Regions from separate parts of the Homo sapiens genome. Here region 1 is linked to region 2. Evidence: chromatin loops called from intact Hi-C (ENCODE). Cell type or tissue: Panc1. All regions are shown on one strand. Each heading gives the region's core, and the rest is flanking DNA. Links, peaks and the distances in the headings are about the cores only.

Region 1 (2,927 bases), core at 105-2,604, 230 kb before region 2:
TACTTATCCAATTATATAAAACATGCCTTTTTTTTTTTTTTTTTTTTTTAATTCTGAGTCTCTCTCTGTCGCCCAGGCTGGAGTGCAGTGGCACGATCTCGGCTCACTGCAAGCTCCGCCTCCGGGGTTCACGCCATCCTCCTGCCTCAGCCTCCTGAGTAGCTGGGACTACAGGCACATGCCACCACGCCCAGCTAATTTTTTTTGTATTTTTAGTAGAAAAGGGGTTTCAGCGTGTTAGCCAGGATGGTCTCGATCTCCCGACCTCGTGATCTGCACGCCTTGGCCTCCTGAAGTGCTGAGATTACAGATGTGAGCCACCGCGCCCGGCCTGAAGTTTTAGTTCAATATCTTTCTGAGATTTGAAATAAAAATATATTATTTACCAAAATAATCTCAAATATGTTACTATTTTAGAAAATATCTCATTATAAGTACCTGTTAAAGTTGTAATTTTTTAGGCAACAAAATTCATTCAAATAAGACTCAAAATTTTAATATTATCATAGAAAAGAGAGACTATTTCCAAAATCTTGGACAAAGAACAATTCCCTCTATCAGAGAACATTATCTTCATCTATTTTACTCTACTAAACAGCTTGGTGGAAAGAGATGAGAGTGAAGAGTGGCCATAAAAAAGAGATACTCTTTCAGCCAGCTAGTAAGTTAAAATCGTGTATTTATTTGAGCACCAAAGTGAAGCCATATTGCCCTGCTATCTGACCTAACTTTGAATATATACATAGAACATGTATTTTAACTAATAGAAAATCCAGATGGGTCAGCAGTTAGAAGGCTGGGCAAACACTCAAAAGGTAGCAGGGACCTAGTTGTCAAAATCAAGTTGATAAGTAAAATTCTAGTAATTTGAAGGTAAAAGGAGAAGGGAGAAGGGAGACTGCCAAGAATCCAGCCCTTCATGGGCACTGCATGAGGTCCAAGACAGAAATGCAGGCATGTAGGAAAATAAAATTCAGATAAGGACTGGAAAAATATCTTCCAAGATGATTTAATGGTAAGTCTCAAAAATTAGACCTCTTTAAATACCTGCTACCCAAGGTAAGGAATAGACTGTAGATAGCAACGAAGCTACAGCTATGGGTGAAGGTCAAATGGCGCCAATTTGAGAAAAACTTCAATGTCTTTTGACATCCTGGAATGGAAAGCTTGCTTGGCAGAATACTACTCAATGGAAAGAATACTAGCAGCATCTAGTGGCTGGCCTCTGTAAGTGCCCCTGGGCCTAGGTCCTAAGGTAGAAAAAGTGAGATCGTAAACATGGTGAGCTATTGATAGACTTTAATGTATTTCTTATTTCTAGGAGAATGACAGTAGAAGTAAGGGCAATTGTCTACACTACCACTTTCAAAGTATCATGGGAAACATAAAGAAGCATAAGGTATTCAAATAGTTTAACAGAACTCTGTTCCTGCTATAATTTACTCTGTTAGACCAAATCAGCAAAGTATGGCTGAGCATACTTACCTTTTCATATTTTTTATCAATCTACATATAGCATTAAAGTAATAAATAATTAATTTAGAAAGAATAACCTATGACATAATTCCTGTGCTCAAACTACATATGGTTATAGAGCCTGCTTGGATTCTACTTCCAGATCTACAACTGGTATTTTTCACTTACTTATTGCTGAAGTAGTCTCCATATTGTAATATTACATGGAAGAAGGATTTTCTTACTGTTTGGTATTTACCGTTTTAAATTATTTACGCTTAGTGATCAATATATGATTTTGATCAAAATCAAATGGTGATCAACATGATTTATCCTAAATGTTCTGAGAATCATTAAGACAAATTATTTGGTAGAAGTATTCTATTGAAGAAACAACTCTATGACAATTTTGCCAAATATCTGGGCATGATAGGGCATCAGTGTAGTTTTTCAAAGGAATGCACATTTAACAAAATATCAAAAGGATCTTAAGTGGATGGAAGAATCTTCTAACAAAGGAGTGTTAGATAGCTGAAAAAAATCAGTTAATTAAGCTCCCCTTTAAAGATAGAAAAGAAATAGAAATTACTTGAATTTTCATTTACTTGGCTGTTTTTAAAATATTAACAAGTCAGTTAAATCTCACCTCTAACTGCTATATTAGAATTTAGCTTTGATAAATAAGGATCATTCTTTTTCTGAATGCAGCAGAGTTGCAAGTTTCTTGTTAAAGCCTTTTAGAAGGTAGTTTTTTTTTTTTAATTCACAGCTCACTTCTCTTCTTTTCTTAATTAGTAGCTTGAATGTGATTTTCCCTTTTTAAAATTGAGCAGGCTGTGTTGCTAAATGGTGTTTTTGACATTCCTGCACTGGGGACAGATTCAAAACAGAGGCAGAAGACAATAGAGATTGACTACATACTTCATGGACCCAAATCGAGGCAAATGCTGGTAATTACAGGAATTCAGCAACACTTTGTTTGCTGGCATCTGTACTTGGAAAAGCAATGAAATAATCATGGACAAATATGATGTGAAATGTGTTTATGGAGCAGCATGTTTTATTAACACTGAGCACTGCGGAGAGATAAGCACCACTTGCTAATTTTAAAATTTCTATGAACTGTGGCAATTAAGCCTAATAATTATTTAAAGACTATAATAAAGATGAGACCATTTTGAACTGCGTTTAGAGAAAAGAAAAAGTGCTCAAGTTCAGTTTGTATGATACATCACCTATGCAATTTTTCCTATCTGTTATGATTTGAAATGGGAAACATTTCCTGACACATTCCCCTGAAATTTAAGGATTTATCAGTTTTCATTTTGCTGCTTTGTTAATTTTTTCTTGTTTTTGTTGTTGTTGTAACTATTTACTGGGAGTCTTTTGTACCTAGATGTTAATTTTATAGAGTGTTTCCAAACATTCTGGGGGCCATCAGAAAACAATAGGTCTAATTGAATAAAGCATTA
Region 2 (2,927 bases), core at 217-2,716:
GCCTCAGAGTTCTATTGTCCTCCTCACACCTTTTGATGACTTGCTGTTTTATCTTAATATAACTTAAACATTTTATCATTTTTTTTTCACTGGTCAGTCTTAAAAGGTAGGAATAATAATAGCTGCTGCTACATAGTTCTCAAAAGCACTGAAACTATAGTTCAGGAAGACTCATTGAATTTTAATTACACATCTAGGAAATGGGGGTATGAGGCCAACCAGTTAATTAGAGAAATGGCTAAAATGCATGCTTCTTGGGGAGGACAGAATTTTTATCAGTAATTTTCTTCATAGTAAAATACAGAACCTAGTGAATGCAGGAGTCCTGAGAGTATAAGTAAATAAAATAATAATTTGCAACTGAGTTGTTCCTGAGACAGCCTGAGAATCAAGAGAGAATGTAACAGGATCTTTCTATACCATTAAGTCTCCTTCACTGAAATCCTTCCTGGGCCTCAGTTTCTCCATTGGAGCAATGATCTCATTAAACTACATAAGCTTTCAATTCTATGCTAACTTTAAGTGTTCTGAGTTCTTAATGTTAAATAATCATATTAGTAAAAGAAATCAACTACTCTGCTATTATCTGATATCTAGATGATATATGAACCTATAAATATACAAATATTTAAATAAGCCATATGTAAGTTATTGAAACACATGTACAGAAGAACTATTAAAATCCAAGAACATAAAACAGTTGTTGATATGACTTCCTAAAAAGTCTTTATTGTTTCTGGTAAAATGACACAAAAGTTGTGAAAAATCAAATACCTCAATGAAAACAAAAATTCCTTGCTTGTCCAGTTTCCTTTTCTATGAAATGAAAGAAGAGAATTGCAACAAATTACGGTCTCTGAAACAAATTATAACTAAAGAGCATTTTTGAAATTATTTCCATAAATGTCAAGAGCAATTTAAGCTTTCTAAAATTTGTTACCCTGGTGAATCAGAGTAGTTTTGCTTTATAAGAGCTTTCTTAAAGTTTGCCACAAAATTTCAAAATACATAACTACCTTTTCATCAATAGAAATAAATGTTGCTGTGACATTTTTCCAGCAAATTTTAACAGGATTCAAACTACCTTATCTTTCTAATTTTAAGTATTCACATTTTTTTTTCTGGTTATGGAATAAACCAGAAACAAGGATAAAACAAACCTATTTTTCTCAGTTATTTGATCTCACAATGATAACAAAATTCAGTCTCTAAACTAGTATTTCTAAATACATTTATCCATAATTTTCAACTGATTTCAAAAATAATTCTCAAAATAAATTGGAGATAAGCATAGGTATTTAAGGACTCCTTACTAATTGTATTGCTCCTGTGGTACTACTGAAAGACATCACTTTCTGAGCTGATTACGTACCAAAAGCACAAAGTTTGCTAGCACTGCCACCTGCTGTTGACTCTAAATCATTTTCCAGCATGTATAAAATAAATGGAATAGCTCCGGCAAAGTGGTCAAGAAAATAAGCATCCACACAAAATTTAAAGACATTTTTGTGTGCAAACCAATGACAACAGGCAAAGTTATACCTATGCTGTAATACATCTCTTCTCATAAGAGAGGGGCTTAATAGGTGACTGAAAAGGCCCCTGAGCCATTTTGGTTATTCACATTAGATTGAGATATATTTTTTACAAGAGCATTTTCCATGTGACAAAAAAGCAGGAGATGCAGTACAAAATAAAGTGAAGGCAATAAAGTTCTTCCAGAGGGAATTAACTGGTCTTCTTTTAGTTGAGTAAACCATGTTCAATGTATGTAGGGAGATAGAAGTATACATGTAGGAAGATATAAGCAAATGTGGCAAAAATTGGTGAATCCAGTTGAAGGATATATGGGAAATCACTGTTTTAGCCCTTCTACCTTTCTTAGGTTTACAAACTTTCTAAATAAAAAGATGGAGAAAAAAGTATAATGTTCTGATATATTAAATCCGCTTTACCAGTGCAGCTAAACTTCATGGAATTTAAAAGAACATTGAAATTATATTAGACAAGCTTAATGCACAATTTAATGTTTGAGAAAAATTGAAATACTTTTTTTAAAGAATTGTGAGGATTTCTTTCTTTTTCTCCCTTATTCTAGAGAAACAGTTGCCTTGGGTCTTACGGGAGATGGCTAGTTGTGTAGTTGGAGCATTGACCTAACACTGCCTCTGGGTTAAGGAAAGAACAAAGTGTATAAAAGAACATGACTATATCCAATAGCTGTTTCTTTTACAGTTTAACGGCTTCAGAACTCCCTGTTCATTAACTTTAAAGCTTTATCAGTGTGCTTATCAGATTTCCCTATCAACAGTAAGAAAAAAAAAATAACTGAAAACTTCTTTGAAACATATTCATGAAAATAATTATTTTTTAAAAAATTCTAAAGTTTCTTATTTTAATAAGAAATTTAACCTTTGAATAATAGACAGCTTTTGGATTGTCTGTCCAATCTTCTTTCTACAAATTTCTCCTCCTACCTCCCCTAATCCATAGAGATTAAAATTCTGTGATTTAAATTACATAGTGGGTCACTTACAGCCTACCAGCTGGTGCTTCTGTCTTTTGGGAAATCAGAATTGGGATTCAGAAAGGATGGTCGAGTCTTTGATGTTTTCTAAAGTTGAGACAGGTAAACTCAGGGGCTATGGTGCTGTCACTGAGTACCAAATGAATGAAAAAGCAGGGAAAAATGACCATTTGAAAAGAGCAAAGAAGGAAACACACACATAGAAATAAGGAAAGAAGAAAATCCAGAAAGAGACAGAGAGTAATAGTAATGCCTGACAACTTTCTAGTTCCACATGAACACAGCAGTACTTCTACCCGTAGGTTCTACAACATTCCCCTGTATCCATATAAACCCTTCTCCATTGTAATACACTAGATTGCTGTGGGATGTTATTTCTTGAAGCCAAAAATCTTGACTC

Evidence for each region. Hi-C counts contacts between places; a loop is a spot of excess contacts. Peaks named below come from ENCODE experiments on the same cell type or tissue, not always from the same donor. Only the 100,000 strongest peaks of a DNase experiment are listed, where the experiment ranks them.
Region 1: it touches region 2 in a loop (3.0-fold over the local background); 18 of 110 quality-filtered maps call a loop at or near these places.

The regions. Positions count from the first base shown.
Region 1 is chr5:103,806,949-103,809,875 of GRCh38, reverse strand. The region is part of intron 2 of LOC105379107 (a long non-coding RNA gene); the gene reads right to left. Among named protein-coding and RNA genes, the nearest start is that of NUDT12, 250 kb to the right of the region's middle. In Panc1, for the core only: CTCF peaks have their summits at 918 and 1,214 (motif pointing left); a DNase peak (open chromatin) is centred at 1,195; H3K27ac peaks cover 623 bases.
Region 2 is chr5:103,581,028-103,583,954 of GRCh38, reverse strand. No RefSeq gene overlaps it. Among named protein-coding and RNA genes, the nearest start is that of NUDT12, 20 kb to the right of the region's middle. In Panc1, for the core only: CTCF peaks have their summits at 1,201 and 1,403 (motif pointing left); a DNase peak (open chromatin) is centred at 1,395; H3K27me3 peaks cover 610 bases.